2 separate regions of the Homo sapiens genome follow, and region 2 is linked to region 1. The links are chromatin loops, found by intact Hi-C in ENCODE. Cell type or tissue: CD4-positive, alpha-beta T cell. All regions are shown on one strand. Links, peaks and the distances in the headings refer to the core of each region. The heading gives the core; the rest is flanking DNA.

Region 1 (12,735 bases), core at 2,574-10,573:
ATCAGAAGGAAAAAATGAGGATAACAATAATAATGGTATTAATCTTTATACCAATGCAGACATGAAATAAAGGTTTTACTTTTTCTATGGAGAAAGGAACCCACCAAGGCAAAAGTGTCTAGGGCCTATAGAAGTCATGGGGCTCTGCTCTACAGAGGGGAGTCTAATCTAAATACTCACTACCTGTTCCTCCCCACAACCCCTTCTGAGAAAATGGCCTCAGATAGCAAAATCTGGGGAAGGCAGACAAGAAAACATTTTTTAAAAAAGGGACAAAAGAAACAAAATGTTACAAATATTTATTAATATTTTAAAATTTTGCTGGCGAGAGTGGTAAGATGTACCAAAGATCATGAAACAAAGCCTTTATTACTTTGCTTTTAATACTAGGCACAGAACAAGTACTAACTCAGTATTCAAATTAAACATGTGCTATTGAAATGGAAGCTTCTTAATGAATTTTGTTTATCTTTGTTCGAGCATAGCACGTAAATCATTGTGTACACCAGACAGATATGGAAGGATACTCACCTTTTGAATGAAGATGTCTCTAAGTTGAAATGCTTTCATGAATATATAGTCAGAAATATTCTAAATACAAAAGGACTTGAGGGTGATTGATATTTTGGATCATGTTTCACGTAAAGCATGTAGTAACTGTCTTAGAATCATGCTGGAACACTGTTTGTTGCAGAGTGGCATTATACACAGAAGTTATATTTTGGAATCCCAATGAATGGGATGTAGGTACAAAATGACAAAAGAATAATGAAGAGAGCCATAAGATGGATCTCAAAAACAACATTCTGCTAATATAGTATATTATCAAAATAGTGTTTTTTCTAAGCTCCATTTTATTGCCTTCATCAAAAGCTCATGTTTCTAGGGCCATGATACCGAGTGGGATATGGCACTGTCTCACCCACTGACACACCAAGATTTTATATGACCTCTCTCTTTCTTTTCTTCTCTCTTCGTAGGAGATTTGGAAGAGTGTTTGAAAATTTTGGCAATCAAGAATAAGAAGGTGATTTATATTTTGAACAGAAGTTAATATTGGTTCTTATTTTATTAATGACCTTTACTGGTCCTTTTTTCCTAGTCTTTCTCTATAATGATCTCATTATTTGCCTATTATTTCAGGGTCATGAATTCAATTCTGATCTTTCAGTACTTTTCAGTTAACATTAATTGAGTGTCCAAGAGGTGTGTGATTCTATTCTAGGTGCTGGGAGGAAAATTGCCAATTGATTTTCTCTTAACAGGTGTTGAAATCAAATAGTTCCTGCTGGGCACTGTGGAGTATTTATCAGAAGTCAGTTATATTGCCAATTCCCGACCAGTTTTACTTAAGACACTTGGGTGTGGAAAGATAATGCTGTCTATGAAATAAATAGGTAATGTTAGAATTAGACCTTCTAAAGGGATCTGATTTATTTGACAATGTTTTATACATTGTCTTTGGTCATCCTACTAAAAATTGTGGAACAGACACCCCCCTCTTCCCGGAACACAGACCTTTAATATGACAGATTTTTTTTAAATAAAAAAGACCAGCTCCCCCAAACAATTGCAATGAACAATGATGGACTCTCAGATGGAACAACCAACCAACCAACCAACCAACCAAGCAACCAAGGAACCAACCAACCAACCAACATATCAACACATAAGCATACCCAACCTTAATCAACCTGGTAAAATTGTATCCCAGTAGTTCTGACATATGGAATTGAATAGTAATATTTTATTCACCCCATGTAGATATTTGCATTTCTAAAACCAGGATATTACCTGCTCAATTCATTAGCTTCTTGTTGAAGGTCCTGTGCATGGTCAATAGCTTCTTGGACTAAATCATGGCTGAGGTTACTTAGGTTAGATAGTTTTACTTGTAGTTCACTTTTGGCTCCATCTATTTCTGCATAAATCCCTGACGCATTCTAAAGAAAAAAATTTTAATAAATACATTGAATTTAGAAGAACTTAAAACATTTTTCCTAGGCACCAAAAGATAATCTCTGTTCTTTCTTATTATGAAGGTCAGTAAATTTCAGTGCAGGACCACATAAGTCTAAAATACTGTAAGTATATGTCTATTTATCCCGCATTGCCAGCTCTTTCTTCTGTATTGATTGCTTCCCTAGCTAGCATTCACAACCCAGAAATGCTCTACCATTTCAGACCTAAAAACTAAAACTAAACTAAAACCTTCAATTATCCACACATGTCCCTAATGTTACTACAATACTTTTCTGCTCTCTTCATAGCAACATATTTCAAAAAATGGAAGTTGTTTATATATGTTGTCTCTATTTTCTCTCACTTTATATTTCCTATTTTGACCTAGTCCTGTCTGATTTCTACTCCATTACTCTACCAAAAGAGAAGTTAATTACATCTAAGTTACTAAATCTAATGGACATCATTCAGTTTTCATCTGACCTTTCAGTTACCTTTCAGGTGACTGACTACTTCCTAAAAATCACCTTGTAACACAGGCTCTCTTGGTTTTTAATACAACCACAGACCTACGATTTTGCTTAAAGATCGTGCAACTGTGTAGACGGATGTTCCTGCAAACCCGTGAGTTTCAGCCTTGGCTGGCCCCTCAATGCTGCAAAGAGATTTGTTCTCCTAGTCACCCAAATAGTGATTCTAAACATTGTCATGATTCCTAAGCCAACATTTCCTTCACCCACCCCCATCTGATTGTAAACAGATCACTTTATTTTCTTTTTTATTTGGAGGTCATAAACTGTTAGTGGGGGACACTTCTTCCACACTTCTGATGTCTCCTTTATATGCAGGGAGCACAGTGAGTGAAACTCCAGACCTCTCTACCCCTTTCCTCACTCTACTCCTGTGAGAGGGGAGTGGTTGATTTTGTGGGTAAATTTGGGAAGAATAACTCTATAGGCTCTGCTCAACTCCACCCTTCTTTGTCCTGGGAGCAAGCTGCCAGCAGAAAGCCTGAGTTTTCCTGTGTTCCTCCATGTTAAAACTATTCTGGGCAGAACCCCCATCTAAGCCTTACGGTGTTGCCTGTCTGGGTGGGCACAGCTGCTTAATACTGGGACTGAATGTCAGCTACCCCACTTGGCTAAGAGACCTAAAGCCATGCCTGCTGCTTAGCTGCTTCAGAAATAAGGCAACCTCCTTGGTCTCTGTATTTACTATTTTATTTATGTTTCCACCTGTTTAGAACTTGGGTTCTGGAAAGGGTCACTATTTATTGGTTAACTCCCTCAGAGACTCCAAAACCAATGAACAGGTATTTCCCCAGCTTTTTGCAACCAGCCCCCAGCCCTTCCCCGCAAACTCTATAGATGTATTTATAGCTACACCTACACAAAAATTTCTCTCCAATTTTAAGAGGAAAATGTTCATTTTCTGTATAAAGCATGCTGCCCCATTGTCTTGGTAACCCCGTTATTCATTCTTGCTTTCTAGCTACTGACTCTTCTCAGATATAAACATGCTCAAGTATCTCCCGTCAAAAAACAAAACAAACAAACAAACAAACAAAAAACCTTATTCTTTCACTTTAGGCTCCCTTCTAGCTTTTTCTCTTGCTTTGACACAGTGCACTTTACAGAAATGTTTCTTGCCAAGATCACCAACACCTGGCCCCAAATCTCCAGATCCACTTGACATTTTCCCATCCTTATTTACTGGACCCATCTGTGGTTTGCTACAGTGTTGGCCACTGTCTTTGCTTAAAACTCTTTTCTTTTCCTAGCTTCTGTGACTATGCTATCTCCTGGGTCTCCTCTTTCCCTGACCAAGAAAGAGACCGTGAAACTTGGCATTTGACTCCCAGCCCTTTCCTCTCCCCTGAGTGATCTCACTTCTTTCTCTGAGGGCAGTCTTTGAGTATTCTAATCCATTCTCCACTGTCTTGCAGGAAAGGTAATCTTCCTATTAAGAAAATCTGACCATGTTATTTCCCTTCTCAGAATCAGCCAGTTGCTTTGCAGGAATGAGTCCAATTTCTAAGCATGACATCATCAGCTGACCGCTCTTCTCTCACCAATTTCATCAATTCTCATGACCCCCAACCTGCTATATCCCATGGTCTAATCTTGACCAACTGGTTGTTGTTTTAATGCTCCACAATTTTTTCTGGTCTCTTACCTCTGCAAATATTTTCCCTTTCTGGAATAATTTTCCTTTATTTTCTGTCTAATCTACCTGGAAAGCTCTACTCCTCCTTTCAAATTCAGCTCAAATATCACTTCCTTTTTGAGGCCATCCCTAACCTCCTCAGGATGAGTTAAGTGTTGCCATGTGTTTTTATTATTCATTCATGTGTCAAATGATTGTAATAATTTTAAGTGATTATTTAACTCATCACATCATACAATCCTAGGAGGCAGGAACTGAGTTTAACTTATTTTTGTAATCCCAGAATGTAGCACAAAGGGTTTGTAGTACAAAGGGTTTACTTTTATGGAGGCAGTATTAAACCTCTAGCCATTTTGGTTGGTCATCTGGGGAACAATACTTTGAAAAAAATGTTTTTAATTGTATAAGTGGAAAATAGACCATGGACATACCACTTTTACTCATTCATTCCATCAACAAATATTCCCTGTGTGCTCATTATGGACCAGGAACTCTTCTGGGGGTAGAATACCTTTGAACACAGTCTCCACTTTCAAGGAATTTACAGTTTAGTGGGAGAGATACAGGTAATAAACAAGTGATCAAACAAGCAAACAAGCTAATTTCAGGGAGTAAAAGATATTTTGAATAACATATGACAGGTGGGGTGGGATGAGGAGTGAGTGGGGTAAGGGGTTCATTTGGATGTCAGGGTCATAAGGACACCAGCCATTTGAAGATCTGAGGGCAGCAGGTGCAGAAATCCTGAGGCAGGAAATAAGTATGGTATATTTGAAAAATAGAGAGGAGTTTGTTGGGCTGGAGTGCAGTGAGTGAGAAAAGAGTTGGGTATGTGGTCAGAAAAGTGGGTCTGAGCTGGGTCATGTAGGGTCTCATGGGCCATGACAAAATGAGCTTGTTTCTTACTTTAAGTGCCACTGGGGAGTGTCTATAGTAGAAATAATGTTGGTTATGTTTTTAAAGGATTGTTCTGCTACTGCATAAAGAATATGTCTTGAAGGACAAGAGTGGAGACAGTTGGATCAGCTAGGAGGCTCTGGTGGCAATTTAAACTGTAGATGAGGTGACTTGGACCAAAGAGCAGCAGTAGAGACAAGGAAAGTGGTCAGAAATCAAGATTCAAGGCCTGGTGTGGTGGCTCACGCCTGTAATCCCAGCACTCTGGGATGCCAAGGCAGGTGGATCATCTGAGGTCAGGAGTTTGAGACCAGCCTGGCCAACATGGTGAAAATCCATCTCTACTAAAAATACAAAAAATTAGCCGGGCATGGTGGTGGATGCCTGTAATCCCAGCTACTCGGGAGGCTGAGGCAGGAGAATTGCTTGAACCCAGGAGGCAGAGGTTGCAGTGAGCCGAGATCACTCCATTGCACTCCAGCCTGGGCAACAAGGATGAAGCCACGTCTCAAAAAAAATAACAATAAAAAAATAAATAAAATAAAATAGAAAGAAAGAAATCAAGATTCATTTTAGAGATAAGGAGAAAGGAGAAAGCAGTAGTGACTCTGGAGTTTTGATTTGAGCAATTGGGTTGTGCCATTTATTGAGATGGAGAAGACTGGGGAAGGAGTGGGTTTTATTTAAGACATGTCAAGTTTGATATGTCTATTATTAATACATCATAGATGAGACTGTGACTTTATTACAGTCGTACTGAGTTCTGACTTGAAAATGTCAAGTTAGCACTCGGATATAGGAGTTTGGAACTCCGTGGAGGTGTCATAGCTGGAGGTATAATTGTGTATTCATTGGTGTGTAATTGTTCTTTAAAGCCAAGGGAGTCAATGAGATCAGCTAGGGAGAGAGTATAGGTAGAAAAGAAGGCCTAGGACCAAGCACAGAGCCATTCATTATCCAGAGCAGAGATCAACATGGCCCAGTGTCAAGTGCAGCTCAAATCTTTTTTTTTTTTTTTTTTTTTTTTGAGACAGGGTCTCACCTTGTCACCCAGGCTGGAGTGCAGAGGCACCATCACGGCTCACTGCAGCCTGCACTTCCCGGGCTCAAGTGATCCTCCCATCTCAGCCTCCTGAGCAGCTGGGACTGTAGGCATGCACCACCACGCCTAGCTATTTAAAAAAAAATTTTCTTTTTTGTAGAGAGGGGGTCTCACTATGTTTCCCAGGCTGGTCTTGAACTCCTGGGTTCAAGCACTTTCCCCCACCTTGGCCTCCCAGAGTGCTGGGATTAGAGGCGTGAGCCACTGCACCAAACCAAAGCCTGTTGAGCTGAGAATATATCTTACATATTTAAACGGTTGTAAAAAAAAATTAAAAACAAACAAAACCCAGAAAAAAATAAGAGACAGTGGTTGTACGTGGCCTGCAGAGCCTAAAATATTGACCACTTAGAGGGTGTGCAGAGGCGAGGCTAGCAAAGGGGGCTGGGAAGAAACCGCTAGCCAGGGTAGAGGCCATGAGCGGTACCAGAGCAGCCAGGACAAGGGCGCCACCTGGTGTTTAGAGGAGGGAGGGCTGAGAAAGCCCGGGAGAGACAGGCGGGTCGCTGGTGACCTGGACAGGAACAGTCTCAGTGAAGGGGATGGAACCCCCTTCAGAAACGGCCGAGTATAGGGGACAGTGGGAGTCTGGGAGGTAGAAACAGCAATGATAAGTCACTCGAGACATTTTGCTGTGAAGCTGAGCAGAATGGTAGGGCAGAAGTTAGAGGGGATGCAAGCTTTATAAAAGATTTTTTTACAGGGCTTTTTTCTTTTTGATATTTAAAAGATAGGAGATAGTACAGCACGTTTGTACGCTGATGGTAATGATTAAGTAAAGAATGAGAACGGGATGATTCAGAAGAAAGGGCATAACTTGAGGAGTGAAACCCTGCAACCTGTTTTCAAGGCCGGGCAGGAGAAGGAATGCTTACAACGGAGGGGAGGCAGAGGTGTGGGCACAGATGCAGGCGGGCCGGCGGATCTGGGGAGGAAGGATGAAGGGAGTTCTCTTCTCTTTGTTTCTAATTTTTCAGAAAGCAGGAAGCCAAGTCACCAGGCAGAACTGATAGCATGGGAAGTGGGTTCCCACCAGTCGCATGCAGCTGCTCTGGTATGGCCATGGTGCTGGGGATGAGTCAGAAATCTCAGGTAGGTACAACAGAGGAACAGGCAGATATGGTAGTTAAGGGTATTTTGAAAGAATTATTATATTTGATAATTTGAGCTGCTTAAGGAGGGAAGAAAGGACATGAGAGGGGTACGGTAAAAAAGGCAGGGAGGTCTCCATGTGGCCAGAGAATTACTGGAGTGGGCATTCTAGAATAAGTGAGATAGGAGATGGTGCTCTGGGAGGGAGGTGCTTGAAACTAGGGTTTGGGAGGAGGTACTGTTACTGAGGACAAGATCTGGGTATGGCCATAGGTGGGAAAACAGAGGTGGACTGGAGGATAAGCTTGCTGGAAAGGGCAAGTTCAAGGAGCTGGAGGTCAGAGAGTCGGTGACTTCATCCATATGGATTTTGCTGTCACCAAGGAGAGTGATGGGAGTCAGTTTGGAGAGAAAGACAGTTTGGTGCTGAAATAGTCAACGGACAATCAAATGACCTTAAAGTGATATCTTTCGAAAGGTAATAAAATGAACTAAGAGTAATTTCATGATAGTTCAGTTCACTGCATTTTATTGGAAATTTTCTACTTTTACAAAATGTGACTTTTATTGATTTTGAATGCCAGATTTATCAAACACAACTTTATGAGTGAAGAGTGAGTAGGATGGATCGAGAGCAGCATTTTCAATAGAACTCTCTGCAAGAAGTTCCACTATATTCAGTGGCGCAATGCCTGTTTCTGCACAATGCTTGTGCCACTGAATATAGTAGCTGCTAGCTATGTGGCTGCTGAGGACTTGAAAAGTGGCTAATGTGACTGAAGAATTAAAATTTTAATTTTATTTAATTTTAAGTAATTTAAATTTAAGTAGTCATATGTGGCTGGTGGTCATCGTACAGTGCAAGAAACTAAAACATTCAGTCATCTGATCTTTATAATGCCTGCTCACTGGTTAGATATGAATTTATTATTATTCTGTGACACTGAGCTGCTGTTGTAACCTGCTGGAAATACAAACCTGAACAAGTCACGTGCGTCCTTACCTTTATTATATCATCAAGTTCTGAAAGAGTTAGACGAGGTGTTGTCAGAGAGTCCGCAGATGTGCTCAGAGACATGTTCACCACTTCCATTTGTTCCCTCACTCTTTCCTGTTGTTTCTGCGGGAAGGAAGAGTAAGGGAGAGTGAAGTGAATATGTCTTTAGGGAAAGCGTTGGGGAGAGCAGTAAATGTCAACTTGCTCTCTTTGGACTCAGACAAATCTGGGTTCATATCCCAGCTCCATCCTTGCTGTGTGCCTTTGGGGAATGCTACCTGTTTGATGCTGCTTTCTCATTTATAATACAGAGATAACAACAGTAAGAATCTTGGGAGATTAGACATACGGAGGATTATTATAACACCGTCATTTCAAAGAGAGCTAGCGCCTTAGAGAGGGCATTTGTCTCTTTTTCCCAGAATATAAAAGAGGACTATGGAGAAAGGATTGAACACAGGCTCTATATTTGCAGTGATTGGAATATGAATTAATTCAAAAAGTATTTATCATGTGCCAGCCTTGGGCCTGACACAAACAGCCCATTTGGACAGGAACAGAGAATATACAAAAATAATCTTATTATGTCCTTTTAAAAATTAAAAATGGCCCTACTATTAAAGCATCAAATTTTAATCTTGCTTCATACCTCTCAGAGCTCTTTATTGTAAATGCTCAGATGTTTTGAGAAGGGAAAGTAAATACTAATACATGTCTTGATGAGTACTTTAATTTCTACCATCACTTTTAGGTTCTAGAGGCAGGGACATTGTGATTCTGAAGAAATATTATGGGGCTTCCAATGAGTTTAGAGTTTGAAAGAAACATAGAAAGAAACTTTAGGAGGGAAAAGTAAAAGACTCATTTTACAATTTGAGTGAAAAATGAGTTGAAGTTACCTTAGAAATAGTAACAAGTCAGAGTTGAAATATACATTATAGTGTAATCTAGAATATCATAGAAATAATTATAGAAGCCTAGATAGAGAAGGAAATACTTTAAAGCTTTTTAAGTTCATCTTAATGTCCTTTCTTACTCCCTGCAGTCTTTTCTGGCTTAAAGAAAAGGAAGAATGGAACCCATCTTCTCCAGATATGTTGTTATGGGGTAGGTGTAGGTCTAGAGACAGAAAAGAATCACATTTGAACATCCTCTTAATGCAAGAACATTTTTAAAGAAACAATTTTCCCTGAATATCCATCAAGCCTAATACAGTGTGACTATCTGAGATCAATTATTCTTATCTTTACAAAGACTGGGAGTTATACAGCAAAAGCAATACTGTAAAATATGTGTATTAAAATATGTAAAAGAAGGGAGTTGAAAAAAGGTTGGTATTATTTACCTCTCACAGAACTGTTTTCCTTTTACAGTGTTCTTTACCCCTTCTGTAAGTTCTCTCTGGGTGACTGCGGGAGAACACTGCTAACACCCTGAAGTCAGAGACAAACTTCAAAGCTGTGTGCTAATAGCACTGTATATAAGCTTATTTGCAGTAGATGAAAAACAATATGCTTCAAGTTAATGAGTTTCTCCCACTTACCGTATATAGCATTAGACAGAAATGAATAAAATTAGCTTTGAAACAAATAAAGATATTTCCACAGAAAAGTGGTCAACTTGAACAAAGTAAAATGTTGAAAACTGATAATTATGAAAATGACACAATTGTCACTATTCAGCATGCTTCACTGTGCATATTACATATGCAAAAAAATAGAAAAAGTTCCACGGTCAACAACAACAACAGCAACAGCAACAGCAACAAAAACAACAAAAAACAGTCCTGGGAAGGTAAAGCTTGGGTATATAGTAATCCCTAAACAGTGCTTTTGAAGGAGTATTTTACTTACTTTTAAACTATACAATCTCATGTTCATCTGATAAGTTTTTAATCATTCTGTTACCCTTTGGAGATAGAGGTAAGATGACAAAATAATGTAATTGCTAGTTGTATGGCTACTGTTGGTACATGTCAAAATGATTAAGCTCTGTGGGTACTTTTTTGGTTTTGTATGATAACTGAAATTTGGGGATTATTCTTTTCTAGCCCATGCTGTAGGTGTAATAGTGAAATGTAAAATTAAAACAATTAAATTTGGGCCGGGTGTGGTGGCACATGCCTGTAATCCCAGCTACTTGGGAGGCTGAGGCAACAGAATTGCTTGAACCCAGGAGGTGGAGGTTGTGGTGAGCTAAGATTGTGCCACTGTACTCCAGCCTGGGTGACAGAGTAAGACTGTGTCTCAAAACAACAACAACAAACCCACTTAAGTTTGTTTTCTAAAACACAGAGTCAAATTCCAGTAAGGTCAGATCCATTCAAATCTATTTGTCGTAGGAAAGACTATAAATAAAACATTGGATTTTAAATTTTGTTGGAAGGAATTAAAATTTCATGATATTTTGCAAAAGTATGCAAAAGAATGGTGAAAGTAGTGTTTAGTAATTTAGAAGTCCAAGTTAATATGAAATAAGAGTATTTGTGATCATGAAGAACCAGTGTACATAAATCAAATCTGTATTACTTGACAGTGCTCCAAGCATTTGTCCATCCATCTGTTCATCAATAGATGTAACAAATGCAAGTTATTGTGTTTGGTGCTAGGAAGATACAATTTGTGCAAGGCTGGAGTGCTGCCCTTGGATGCTCACGGTCTAGTGGGGTTAGACTAGATGCATACCATCACACACACACACACACACACACACACACACACACACACACACACACACACACAGAGTTATGCATTCAGCAATCAAGAGTGACTCCACCAGGCGCGGTGGCTCACGCCTGTAATCCCAGCACTTTGGGAGGCCGAGGCAGGCAGATCACAAGGTCAGGAGATGGAGACCATCCTGGTGAAACCCCATCTCTACTAAAAATACAAAAAATTAGCCGGGCGTGGTGGCGGGTGCCTGTAGTCCCAGCTACTCAGGAGGCTGAGACAGGAGAATGGCACGAACCCGGGAGGCAGAGCTTGCAGTGAGCTGAGATCGCGCCACTGCACTCCAGCCTGGGCAACAGAGCGAGACTCCGTCTCAAAAAAAAAAAAAAAAGGAGTGACTCCTAGACAGGAACATAGAAGAATATATGCTTAGTGTGATGAAGCCTGGTGATCATTCCAGTGATACAACCAATGGCTGCACCAGTAGAGAGGAAGGAAGGACTCCTTCTGGCAGCTAGTGTTCTTTTTTTTTTTTTTTTTGAGGTGGAGTTTCACTCTTGTCACTCAGGCTAGAGTGCAATGGCACAATCTTAGCTCACTGCAACCGCTGCCTCCCGGACTCAAGCAATTCTCCTGTCTCAGCCTCCCAAGTAGCTGGTATTACAGGTGCCCACCACCATGCCCAGCTAATTTTTGTATTTTTAGTAGAGACAGGGTTTCACCATGTTGACTGGGCTGATCTTGAACTCCTGACCTCAGGTGATCCACCTGCCTTGGCCTCCCAAAGTGCAGGGATTACAGGCGTGAGCCACCGAGCCAGCATTCTTAACCCAGGGTTAAGGTGGACTACCTGAACTTGCCTGTCAATCTTATACATGCGAACAAGTGCACATTTTTCTCATGGCAGGGATATATATGTGTGTGTATGTGCATGTGTGTCTGTGTGTGTGTCTGTGTGCCTGCATATTCCATAGTTTTCACTGAATTCTCAAAAGGATATAAGACTGCAGGAACCACTGGACTGGAATGAGTAGGCGAGGCACTCTACAGAGGGAGACACTTAACCTGGCTTAAAGGCTAGACAGAAGTACTCATGGATGAGAGAGATGAGCAAAGGAGACACCATGAGCAAAGGCAATAAGTAGAAAATGTGCACGGTCTCCAGTGGCTAAGAGGCAGAGTTTGTAGGAAAGTCAAGAAATTCACTGGAACAGTAGGTGGACTCAGATCATGGGTGGCTGAGGAATTTACCTTTCTTAAGTAGGAAGCCATTGAAGGCATTTGATGAAGGTTGGTTACATAGTTTCTATACATTTAGAGATACCTTGAAATCGAATCTGGCAGTAATCTCAAGGGGAGAGAAGCTGGGACCCTAGGCAGGGGGCAGACCAAAATATCCACAAGTGAGACACAAAGGAATGGAGAAATCACTGGAGAACCCAGAGCAGGAGGGGCTGACTTAGACCCTGGGGACTTGGAGGGGAGAGGAGAACCCTGGACAAGAATAAGAAAGAATGAGAAAATAGGAAAGGAAATTGGAGGAAAAAAGGTGTTGGTTTTCAGCAGGTAATAGCAAGGCTAATCCACGTGGCTATTCCTGCAGAAAGACACAAATATGAAAGTTGTGCTGTGGGGCTCAGTTTTGAATAAGGATGCAGACCCACAAATAAATCCCTTTTAAGGACTGAAGCAGTGAGATTGGGTGAAGTCACTGAGGGAAGAGATGGGGGCAAAAGGGGTGCAACTGTGGCTAATGCCAGATCCAAAGATCAGGAAGAGGAAGGAGAACTGAGGTGGAGCAGGGCTTTCAAATTCCTCAACGCTATGCTGTTCCCTTCCTGAAATCTTGC
Region 2 (12,735 bases), core at 2,697-10,696, 1.2 Mb before region 1:
CTTATGTAAAATTATATTACTTCTCATGTGAATGTCCAGCTGGTAGTTTAATTTAGCCTTCATTTTATTTTTATTTATTTATTGTTTTGAGGGTCTTACTCTGTATCCCAGGCTGGAGTGTAGTGGCAAGAGCACGGCTCATGGCAGCCTGGACTTCCCTGGGCTCAAGTGATCCTTCCACCCCAGCCTCCCAAGTAGCTGGGACCATAGATGTGCACCACCACACCTGGCTAATTGTTTTGTATTTGGTTTGTTTGTTATTGTTTTCTTGAGACGGAGTCTCTGTCGCCCAGGCTGGAGTGCTGTGGCGCTATCTCAGCTCACTGCAACCTCCACCTCCTGGGTTCAAGCAATTTTCCTGTCTCAGCCCCGACTAGCTGGGACTACAGGCACACTGCACCTGGCTAATTTTTGTGTTTTTTAGTAGAGACAGGGTTTTACCATGTTGTCCAGGCTGGTCTCAAACTCCTGACCTCAAGTGATGCGCCTGCCTCAGCCTCCGAAAGTGCTGGGATTATAAGGGTGAGTCACCGTGCCCAGCCTGTTTTGTATTTTTTTGTAGAGACCGTGTCTCCCAGGCTGGTCTCAAACTCCTGGGCTCAAGCGATCTGCCCTTCTTGGCCTCCTAAAGTGCTGGGATTACAAGTGTAAGCCACCACACCTAGCCTATAGCCTTCATTTTTTTTTTATTGAGATGGCATCTCGCTCTCACCCAAGCTAGAGTGCAGTGGTGCAATCTCGGCTCACTACAACCTCTGTCTCTTGGGTTCAAACGATTATCCTACCTTAGCCTCTGGAGTAGCTGGGACTACAGGCGTGTACCACCACGCCCAGCTAATTTTTTCTATTTTTAGTAGAAACAGGGTTTCACCATGTTGGCCAGGCTGGTCTTGAACTCCTGACCTCAAGTGATCAGCCCCGTCTCTGCCTCTGAAAGTGGTGGGATTATAGGCGTGAACCACTGTGCCCAGCCCATAGCCTTCATTTTAAAATACTTTTTATAGGGTATAGTGGGAAAGGCACAGTGGTACAAATAAATTATAATTAAACTTATTTATTCATGAGACAAGGTCTTACTCTGTCACCCAGGCTGGAGTACAGTGGCACGATCATGGCTCACTGCAGCCTCCACCTTCTAGGCTCAAGCGATCCTCCTACCTCACGTTCCGAGTGGCTGGGACCATAGGCACTCACCAGCATGCCCAGCTAATTTTTAAAAGTTTTTTTTGGCCAGTTGCAGTGGCTCATGCCTGTAATCCCACCACTTTGGGAGGCCAAGGCGGGCAGATCACCTGAGGTCGGGAGTTCGAGACCGGCCTGACCAACATGGAGAAACCCCATCTCTACTAAAAATACAAAATTAGCCAGGCGTGGTGGCACATGCCTGTAGTCCCAGCTACTTGAGAGGTGGAGGTTGCGGTGAGCCGAGATAGCGCCATTGCACTCCAGCCTGGGCAGCAAGAGTGAAAGTCCGTCTCAAAAAAAAAAGGTTTTTTGTAGAGATGAGGTCTCACTGTGTTGCCCAGGCTGGTCTTGAACTCACTCCTGGCCTCAAGCTGTCTTCCTGCTTTGGCCTCCCAAAGTGCTGGGATTATAGGCATGAGCCGTCACACCTGGCCTTAAATTTATTTTGATTCAGGGTTGCTGGCCATCAGAAGTCTATTTTGGTTGCTTGGTTGGTTGTGTTGTGTTATGTTTTGTTTTGTTTTGTTTTCCTTTTGCAAGAGTAACTTTTAATTTTATTCTTTGCGTAGACTAATGTTAAAAAAGCCCTTTACATCATTCTTTTGCCATCTTTTATTTGGTAATGTAAATGAATGGAACAAATAATTTTTTTTTTAGTATAGAAGTCTAGAAGCTTAAAAATGTCATCTTAGCCAGGCCTGCACCTGTAGTCCCAGCTACTTGCAGGATGCCTTGAGCCCAAGAGTTTGAGTCCAGCCTAGGCAACACAGCGAGACCCTGTCTCTTTAAAAAGAAAAAAAAACCCACCTCTGTTTTTGCCTCTAATATCAGTATTCACAGACATCATTTTGGAACAGTTAATAAAATGTGAAAATAAATTAGTGTAAAGTATTGACTACTTTAAAATCAGTATAGGCCAGGCACAGTGGCTCTCACCTGTAATCCCAGCACTTTGGGAGGCTGAGGCAGGCGGATCATTTGAGGTCAGGAGTTTGAGACCAGCCTAACCAGCATGATGAAACCCAGTCTGTAAGAAAAATACAAAAAAACTAGCCAGGCATGGTGGTGTGCACCTGTAGTCCCAGCTACTTAGGAGGTTGAGGCAGGAGAATTGCTTGAACCCGGGAGGTGGAGGTTGCAGTGAGCTGAGATTGTGCCACTGCACTCCAGCCTGGATGACAGAGTGAGACTCCATCTCAAAAAAAATAAATAAAAATAAAAAACAAAATCAATATATAAACAGTTTAGACTTTGGTAATTATATAATTGCTTTTTTTTTTTTTTTTTAGAACAGTAAATGTCCTGAGGGAACAAAACCCATGCTGATATTTGCTGGCGATGATTTCGATGTAACAGAAGATTATAGAAGACTAAAAAGTCTTCTTATTGGTAAGTATTTTAGTATTTATTATCTTCAGGGTAGCTCAGGAAGACAGTCTCAGACTCTCACTGGTGGCACTTTGCTACTTTAGGTTTGTAACTTCTTTTTTCTCTTATTTTAAAAATAATATTTATATACTTAAAATAATGGAGTGCTTCACAAATTTGCATGCCATCCTTGCGCAGGGACCATGCTAATCTTCTCTGTATGGTTCCAGTTTTAGTATATGCGCTGCCGAAGCGAGCACAACTTCTTTTTCCTCCTTTTTTTGGACCTTTCTCTTTTTTTTTTCCCTTACCAGCAGCAGGAAAGCACCTAAGTATCTCGGGAGAGTTAAAGCAGCTGTTGTACTGTGTAGATGATTATTTCTGGATGTGTTAGTAACTTAGGTATTACTTGTATAGTGTTTTATAAAATTCCTGCACCCATCTCCTGTCATTCCTAGCATCATTTAAAATTAAATTTAGAAAGTTGAGGGATTAAAATTTCAAGATTGTTTGTATCACCGACTTCCAACTCAAAAACCTTAATTAGTTTTTCTGAGTTGAATATACAAGGCCTTTCACAATATATAACCAATGTAGCTTGGCCTTCTTGATCTCCTATTGCCTTCTTTTTTTCCATTAGAAAGGGTTTATTGCCAATATATTATTCACATTTCTATTGTGTATTCTGATATTGCTCTTATTTATCCAGTTTCTACTATTCATTTAAGTGTCAGATCATCAAGTTTCTTTTCCGGGAAGCCCTCAGTGACCTTCCTGGCTCCTTTTTTTTTTTTTTTTTTAAAGATAGAGTCTTGCTCTGTTGCCCAGGCTGGAGCACAATGGTGTGATCTCGGCCCACTGCAACCTCCACCTCCCGGGTTCAAGCGATTCTCCTGCCTAAGCCTCCCGAGTAGCTGGGATTACAGGTGCCCGTCACCATGCTGACTAATTTCTTTTGAGACGGAGTCTCGCTCTGTCGCCCAAGCTAGAGTGCAGTGGCGCGATCTCGGCTCACTGCAAGCTCCACCTCCCGGGTTCACACCGTTCTCCTTCCTCAGCCTCCCGAGTAGCTGGGACTACAGGCACCTGCCACCATGCCCAGCTTATTTTTGTATTTTTAGTAGAGATGGAGTTTCACTGTGTTAGCCAGGATGGTCTCAATCTCCTGACCTCGTGATCCACCCGCCTCGCCCTCCCAAAGTGCTGGGATTGCAGGTGTGAGCCACTGCGCCAGGCCTAATTTTTTTTTTATTTTTAGTAGAGACAGGGTTTTGCTATGTTGGCCAGGCTGGTCTTGAACTCCTGACTTCAGGCGATCCACCCTCCTTGGCCTCCCAAAATGCTGGGATTACAGGCATGAGCCACTGCGACAGGCCCTGGCTCATTTTTACTTTATTACCATCATCATCCTAAGTGCCAGGCATATAGTAGGCACTTCATATACACTGCTTCATTCTAACAAGAACCTTGTGAGGTTGTTCTACAGATAACCCACACCTAGCAAACTATGCTAGTTCTAAATGATTTGTGTAATGAATATAAGGACTACATCCTTTTCTATTTTTTTCTCCTTTATGAGGCAAGTCGTGTTCTGATGCCCAGGCTGGAGTGCAGTAGCTCAATCATGGCTCATTGCAGCCTCAACCTCCCAGGCTCAAGTGATCCTCCCACCTCAGCCTCCTAAGTAGCTGGGACCATAGGCACATGCCACTATGCCTGGCTAATTTTTAAAATTTTTTGTAAGATGGGGTCTCACTGTGTTGCCCAGGCTGGTCTTGAACTTCAGGGCTTAAGCAATCCTCCCACTTCAGCCCTCAGAGTGCTGGGATTACAGGTGTGAGCCCCCACACCCAGCCTCCATGATTTTTAAAAGGTTATTAGTACTTAGCATTCTGCAATTATATTTGCCAGCTCTTTTATAACTCTGGAAAGTAATTTAATTTTCCAAGAGATTGGTACTAATTTAAAGGGTCTTGGGTCTGTCTCTCTGTCCCTCAATTTTTTTTTTTTTCTTTTTTTTTTTTCTTTTTAGACAGCATCTTGCTCTGTCACCCAGGCTGGAGTGTACTGGTGTGATCACGTCTTACTGCAGCCTTGACCTCTTGGGCTCAAGCAGTCCTCTACCTCCTGAGCAGCTGGGACTACAGGTTCACACCACCATGCCCAGCTAATTTTTATTTTAATTTTTTGTAGAGATATGGGTCTCCCTGTATTGCCCAGGCTGGTCTCAAACTCCTGAGCTCAAGCAATCCACCTGCCTCAGCTTTCCAAAGTGGTGAGATTACAGGCATGAGCCACCACACCTAGCTCTCTCCAATTTAAGAAAATCTTCTTACTGAATTTTTTGCTTCTTTTCCCTCATGGGGATTGAGAGATTCAGCTTTTCCTGCACAGTACACTGATACTCTCAAAGCAGCAGTCCTTTATGGTCCTATTTCACCTTAGTGTTGACAGCCGCGAGGCCTCCATCTGATGCTCAGTGGCCTTGTCTACTTTATTCCATTTGAGCTTTTCTTGCACCATGCTTACAAGCTTATGCTACACTTCTTGTTACCCTTGTTTTAAATTTTTATATACTTTGCTGTAGATCACTTTTGAAAAATTGATGGGGTATAAAATTACGTTGTATGCACATGCTTTACAAATCTGAGCCCACCAAAAAAACTGTGACAAATACATTGCTTTCATTTTCCCTTTTTGGGATTATTTATGGTCTTTATTGTCAGGATTATAATTTTTAGGGGAAAAAAAAACACGTCACCCATTCTTGGGATTATAATTTTTAGAATTTATTTCCCGTATTAGTAATAGCTACTTTTTAAAAAAGAAACTAAGAACCACTATTATCTGTTTAATCTTTACAAAAGTTCTTGAGTTTGATGACATTCCCATTTCACAGATGGGAAAACAAACAGGGGCTCTGAGAAGTTAAATGAGAGCTATTAAGTAGGTAAGGCCAAGTTGAAACCCAACGCTTCCAAAGCCTGAGCTTTTCTTCCCCTACTGTCCATCTTGCCTGTGGTAAACATATTCCCATGATCCCTTCTAGAATCTTTATAGGTTCTTATCCATATTTTCCATGAATTAAATTCATACATGAAAGACAATGACTAATATTTCCTTCTCTCAATATTATATATCCCAAATTATCAAGGGTATTTTTCTTTCTTTCTTTCTTTCTTTCTTTCTTTCTTTTTTTTTTTGAGACATAGTCTCACTCTGTTGCCCTGGCATGATCTCAGCTCACTGCAACCTCCACCTCCCAGGGTCAAGCAATTCTCTTCCTTAGCCTCCTTAGTACCTGGGACCACAGGTGCATGCCACCACACCCGGCTAATTTTTTATATTTTTAGTAAAGACTGGGTTTCACCATGTTAGCCAGGCTGGTCTTGAACTCCTGACCTCAAGTGATCTGCCTGCCCTGGCCTCCCAAAAGTGCTGAGATTATAGGTGTGATCCACCGTGCCTGGTCAAGGGTATTTTTCCAGCCAAAATGTCAGCCAGATTTTCAGCTAAGATTTCCATTACTTGTACTCCATTGACCTAGATTTTCTGCCTTTTTCTCTTTCCCCTAGGTCTCCCATATAATTGTTTATTGTCAGTGAGGCAGATACTTACAATTTGTTATAACAGAGAGAGCTTTTGTTTGCATTTGTTTAAATGTTTTTTGTATTTTAATAAGCCCCACCTTCTCATTATTTTGTGCTTCCACTAGATGGCAGGAATGATCACATAATGCAGTGGTGAGGGGAAGGGAGTGAAAACCAAAAAGGAATCTGGACAGAAGCAGAAAGGTAGAAGAGGAACAGATTCAGACTGTAGGGCACCAAGGGAAGTTGAGTTTTCAGTATAAATATGAAGTAAAACAACTGCTCTTTGGTTTATGTTGTGTGTTCAAATGAAATATCAGTAGGGAGCAAGAAATGTATGAAGGGCTTTCATTTAGGAAGTTCCTTTTTTTTTTTTTTCTTAATTGACCAGAAAGAAAAGTTAACTTTTTTTCATGCAAGATACCCATTTTGTTCATTCTTAATTTGTTTACATCATTTTTTTTTTTTTTTCTTTTTTTGAGACAGGGTCTCACTCTGTTGCCCAGGCTGGAGTGCAGTGGCATGATCATGGCTCACTGCTGTAGCCTTAACTTTCTGGTCTCAAGCAATCCTCCTACCTCATTCCCCTCAGTAGCTGGGACCACAGGTACACGTCACCACGCCCAGCTAATTTTTTTTATTTCTTGTAGACATGAGGTCTTGCTGCATTGCTTGGGCTGGTCTCAGAGTCCTAGGCTCAAGCAGCCCTCCAGCCTCAGCCTCCCAAAGTTGGAGGTGTGAGCCAACATGCGTGGCCTATTCTTCCCTTCTTAAATGGTAGCATATTATATATATGGTTGTTTAAAAAAATTTGGAGTAGAGGAATTTTTAATTCTGATTTTCATTATACAATTGAGAAAACTGAGGCCTGGACAGGTGAGTAGCTTTTCTAAGGTCATGCATTTACCAAGTGGCATATTAAAGTTTTGAACTTAGGTCTCTCCAAAGTACATGCTTTTATTTCTTATTTGTTTATTTTTTGAAATGGAGTCTCACTCTGTCACCCAGGCTGGAGTGCAATGGAGCAATCTTGGCTCACTGCAACCTCCGCATCAGCTGTTCAAGCGATTCTTCTGCCCCAGCCTCCTGAGTAGCTGGGATTACAGGCATTCACCACCATGCCTGGATAATTTTTGTATTTTTTGTAGAGACAGAGTTTCGCCATGTTCGCTAAGCTGGTCTCAAGCTCCTGGCCTCAGGTGATCCACTCATCTTGGCCTCCCAAAGTGCTGGGATTACAGGCATGAGCCACCGTGCCCAGCCATGCTTTTATTTATACAGTATTATTATACTTTAGGTTATCAAGTTCATAAAGTTATTTATCATACTTCTTGGTCAAAATCCTAACAGTGTATATACCACTTGCATGACGTCTTTCCCAACTAGAAATGATCTTTCTCTCCTCAGAACTTCCAGAATGGTTTATACTGTTCTCCTTTTAATGTGCTACTTTAAATTGCAGTTGTTTGTATGTATTCATATCTACCTAGAATGCAGGGCCCCTGATAGAAAAATGCTATATGTCATTTATCACTTTGCATAATAGGTGCTCTGGTACAATTTATTAAGTGAATGGATTCTTGCCAATGGTATTCATGTGTAAACAATACTCTGTTGTGTTCTAGCCAGAAAATATCATGCTGTTAGACATATTTGCTTTCCGGTTACTAAGTACTACCATTTATGCCCTCCCGTTTTCATTCATTACTTGTTTGTGTTACCTTGATGATTTGCAAACTTTAGTGAAATTTCAGTTTGGCAGTTAAGAGAAAATGTTGTAATAAAAGGATGGCTGGTTAGAACTATTGGATACAGACTGAAAATCCTTTTATATTCATAGTCTTAGAAATTTTGACTTAATAAAGAGTACTTTTCCATGTGCTTATTGTGTTCCTAAAGTTTTCTCCCAAAGCACAGATGTCCTGAAAATTTTGCATTATGAAAGTTGTTTCAGAGCAGACTGGAATGTACATATTTCGTTTCCCAGAAGTACTCTGACTTCAGTAATGCCACACCAATGAGTGAGCTTTATTAACTTGGCCACTGAAGGAGAGTCAGGCTTTGGCAAAATCATGGGAAAGCTCTTTATTATGATATTTAGATTAAAATATCTTGAAAAGTACAAACTTGTTTTATAAAAATGTCCCAGGCCAGGCGTGGTGGCTCAAACCTGTAATCCCAGCACTTTGAGAGACCAAGGCAGGAGGAGTGCTTGAGTCTAGGAGTTCGAAACCAGCCTGGGCAACATAGTGAGACCCCATCCGTACATAATATATGTATAAATATATGTAGTATATGTACTTTTTTTAAATTAAAAATGTTCATTAGTTTTTTTTTTTTCTTGTTTGGGGGAGTAGAGGAGGGTGGTGTATAAATGTGCCTGCCCACTTGTGTTTGTTTTATACAAGTTAATGCTGTGTTTTTTGTTTTTTGGGTTTTTTTTTTTTTGAGACTGAGTCTCACACTGTCGCCCAGGCTGGAGTACAGTGGCGCAATCTCGGCTCACTGCAATCTCCGCCTCCCAGGTTCAAGTGATTCTCCTGCCTCAGCCTCCCAAGTAGCTAGGGAGGCACTTGCCACCACACCTGGCTAATTTTTTGTGGTTTTAGTAGAGATAGGGTTTCACTGTGTTAGCCCCTATGGTCTTGATCTCCTGACCTCATGATCTGCTCGCCTCGGCCTCCCAAAGTGCTGGGATTACAGGCATGAGCCACTGCACCTGGCCTGTGATTTTCTTTTGGTTAAGCACAAGAAAGGAAAAGCAGACAACAAAAGATGCGTTCATCTGTGCACATGGAGATAATCTGCATCTTATGGGCTAATGGGAAGCAGGAAGGAAAATGCTAGGTGGCTACAGAATGGGACTAGAACAGAATTTCCCACTTACTACATCACCTGCCTTGGGCAGCTCTTCCTAAGCAAACTTGGATAAACTTTTATATAGACCTTTTATCTTAGCCAAATGTTATTCATGAATTTCCATTTAGCCTCCTTGAGGTTCGATTTTCTCAGCTGTAAAATTAAGATATCACACTTGTTTTCCAAACTTCTTTCATAGCCAAGTCTGTGTAGTATCCTTAGCGTGCAGTTCACTGGAGATTTTCTTTTAATTGACTCCTCTTTTTAAGTTATTGTTTGAGACAGGGTTTTGCTCTGTCGTTCTCACTGAGTCCAGTGGTGGGATCAGCAATCCTCCCACCTTAGCCTCTCCAGTAGCTGGGACTACAACCTGGCTAATTTTTTATACTTTTAGTGGAGATGAGGTTTCACCATGTTGCCCAGCCTGGCCTCAAACTCCTGAGCTTAAGCAATTCGCCCGCCTCAGTCTCCCAAAGTGCTGGGATGACAGGCATGAGCCACTGTGCATGGCTGACTACTCTTTTTAAAAGGAAATTTTATGTCCCTATTGTAAATGGAGAATGGTACAGGATAAAATAAATACGTAGTAAATTATATCTGGCTTTGTATCATTAAAATGCTCTCATGTGCCACCGGTGGTATGATTACCACTTTGTGAGAAAAAAGACTATCACTGATATGCAAGGTTCTTTTCTGGCATTAACAGTTTATAAAGTTTCTTATCCTTTGTTCATATAATCAAGATTTCTTATTAGAGTTTTTTTCTTGTTGGCCTCCCTCATAGAAAAAAAAATTAAGGCTAATTTGATTTTAATAGTCAATTTGAACAGCCATTTTTATAGAAATTTGCTATCTTCATCTACCAGTAGATTAAAATTTTATGCTTTGATTTACATTTTTTAAAAGTTAGTATTTTTAATGGATATGATTTTTTGATGCTGAGCTGACTCAGAGGAAGAACTTCAAAACAGAAACATTAAATGTCTCAGTGAACTGAACACCAAAATACCAAAATAAAGTCATGAGATTAAATGCTTAAGGGGTGGGACCTTCAGACATTTTTCAGGAATCATTTTTTGTGCTTTTTTAGATAAGTATTGGAGCAAAACTGTTTAGAGTGCAGTTCTTTGTAACTGAATTTTGCAAGTATTTGTTTTGTTTTGTTAATAATTTAATATGTGCTTTTAGATTTCTTCAGAGGCCCCACAGTATCAAATATCCGCCTGGCTGGATTAGAGTATGTTCTGCACTTCACTGCACTGAATGGGAAGATTTACTTTCGAAGCTATAAGTAAGTGCATTTCTTCACATATTTTCTTAATCCTCAGGGTTAGTGTTTAAAACTGTGTGACTGTTTTTTAGAGCCCAAACTTAGAATTGGTATCTGGCCAAAAGGTTTCTTGGAGAGTTGGCAGGATAGCAGTGACAGCAGCTCTGTGCTGATCCTCAGTCCTTTGCCTCTGAAACCCTACTTTTCCAGTGCCCCAGAGCATCTGATGCTGCACTGTCGCTGAGCCAGGTGCACCAACCCTTCCTAGCTTTATGCAGCATCTCTTTATTGTTCTTGGTTGGATTTACAGCACTAAGCCACAAATCCTTGGCTAGGCAAAGCAAATCTCAAAACCCTAAGTCTTAACAATTGAGTCTAAAAGGAATAAGAAGATTCAGTGGCTAGATTCATTTCACTCTGTCTCTCTAGCCTAGGCCTTCTACCCCTACCACAATATAAATATAAATCTTAAGCAGGCCGAGCATGGTGGCTCACACCTGTAATCTCAGCACTTTGGGAGGCTGAGGCAGGCAGATCACTTGAGGCCAGGAGTTCAAAACCAGCCTGGCCAACATGACGAAACCCCATCTCTACTAAAAAAAACCAGAAAAATTAGCCCAGCGTGGTGGCACATGCCTGTAGTTCCAGCTGCTCAGAAGGCTGAGGCACAAAAATCGCTTGAACCTGGGAGGTGGAAGTTGCAGTGAGCCATGATTGTGCCACTGCACTCCAGCCTGGGCAACAGAGTGAGGGCGCTGAAAAAACAAAAAACAAAAAACTCTTAAGCAGATTCTATGTTTATTAAAGAGTTAATGACATGCTGTAATTGTGGTTCTTTTTTTTTTTTCTTTCTTTTTTTTTTTTTTAATTGATCATTCTTGGGTGTTTCTCGCAGAGGGGGATTTGGCAGGGTCATAGGGCAATAGTGGAGGGAAGGTCAGCAGATAAACAAGTGAACAAAGGTCTCTGGTTTTCCTAGGCAGAGGACCCTGCGGCCTTCCGCAGTGTTTGTGTCCCTGGGTACTTGAGATTAGGGAGTGGTGATGACTCTTAACAAGCATGCTGCCTTCAAGCATCTGTTTAACAAAGCACATCTTGCACCGCCCTTAATCCATTTAACCCTGAGTGGACACAGCACATGTTTCAGAGAGCACCGGCTTGGGGGTAAGGTCATAGATCAACAGCATCCCAAGGCAGAAGAATTTTTCTTAGTATAGAACAAAATGGAGTCTCCTATGTCTACTTCTTTCTACACAGACACAGCAACAATCTGATTTCTCTATCTTTTCCCCACATTTCCCCCCTTTCCACTCGACAAAACCGCCATCGTCATCATGGCCCGTTCTCAATGAGCTGTTGGGTACACCTCCCAGACGGGGTGGCGGCCGGGTAGAGGGGCTCCTCACTTCCCAGAAGGGGTGGCCGGGCAGAGGTGCCCCCAACCTCCCGGACGGGGCGGCGGCTGGGCGGAGGCGCCCCCACCTCCCTCCCGGATGGGGCGGCTGGCCGGGCGGGGGCTGCCCCCCGCCTCCCTCCTGGACGGGGCGGCTGCCAGGCGGAGACGCTCCTCACTTCCCAGACGGGGCGGCTGCCGGATGGGGGGGCTCCTCACTTCTCAGACGGGGCGGCTGCCGGGCGGAGGGGCTCCTCACTTCTCAGATGGGGCGGCTGCCGGGCGGAGGGGCTCCTCACTTCTTAGACGGGGCGGCCGGGCAGAGACGCTCCTCACCTCCCAGATGGGGTCGCGGCCGGGCAGAGGCGCTCCTCACATCCCAGACGGGGCGGCAGGGCAGAGGCGCTCCCCACATCTCAGACGATGGGCGGCCGGGCAGAGACACTCCTCACTTCCTAGACGGGATGGCGGCCGGGAAGAGGCGCTCCTCACTTCCCAGACTGGGCAGCCGGGCAGAGGGGCTCCTCACATCCCAGACGATGGGCAGCCAGGCAGAGACGCTCCTCACTTCCCAGACGGGGTGGCGGCCAGGCAGAGGCTGCAATCTTGGCACTTTGGGAGGCCAAGGCAGGCGGCTGGGAGGTGGAGGTTGTAGCTAGCCGAGATCACGCCACTGCACTCCAGCCTGGGCAACATTGAGCACTGAGTGAACGAGACTCCGTCTGCAATCCCGGCACCTCTGGAGGCCGAGGCTGGCAGATCACTCGCGGTTAGGAGCTGGAGACCAGCCTGGCCAACACAGTGAAACCCCGTCCCCACCAAAAAAATACGAAAACCAGTCAGGCGTGGCGGCGCGCGCCTGCAGTCGCAGGCACTCGGCAGGCTGAGGCAGGAGAATCAGGCAGGGAGGTTGCAGTGAGCGGAGATGGCAGCAGTACAGTCCAGCTTCGGCTCGGCATCAGGGGGAGACCGGGGAGGGGGAGGGGGAGGGAGAGGGAGAGGGAGAGGGAGAGGGCAATTGTGGTTCTTGAGATAAGTGTGTGACTTCTCTTTTTTAAGGCGTTGGTACT

Evidence for each region. Hi-C counts contacts between places; a loop is a spot of excess contacts. Peaks named below come from ENCODE experiments on the same cell type or tissue, not always from the same donor. Only the 100,000 strongest peaks of a DNase experiment are listed, where the experiment ranks them.
Region 2: it touches region 1 in a loop (27-fold over the local background); 6 of 110 quality-filtered maps call a loop at or near these places.

What each region holds. Positions count from the first base shown.
Region 1 is chr6:112,156,938-112,169,672 of GRCh38, forward strand. It overlaps LAMA4 (laminin subunit alpha 4), which reads right to left. Exons shown (of 39, transcript NM_001105206.3): 13 at 8,223-8,339; 14 at 1,795-1,943. Among named protein-coding and RNA genes, the nearest start is that of LAMA4-AS1, 73 kb to the right of the region's middle. RefSeq lists an enhancer at 6,655-6,704. In CD4-positive, alpha-beta T cell, for the core only: a CTCF peak has its summit at 6,580 (motif pointing left); a DNase peak (open chromatin) is centred at 6,574; H3K27me3 peaks cover 957 bases.
Region 2 is chr6:111,005,564-111,018,298 of GRCh38, forward strand. RPF2 (ribosome production factor 2 homolog) reads left to right here. Exons shown (of 10, transcript NM_032194.3): 7 at 2,475-2,574; 8 at 10,191-10,293. It overlaps LOC124901375 (a long non-coding RNA gene), which reads left to right and starts at 4,658. Exons shown (of 2, transcript XR_007059705.1): 1 at 4,658-4,700; 2 at 6,269-8,025. It also overlaps the pseudogene RNU6-906P. RefSeq lists an enhancer at 11,033-11,677. In CD4-positive, alpha-beta T cell, for the core only: a CTCF peak has its summit at 6,290 (motif pointing right); a DNase peak (open chromatin) is centred at 6,298.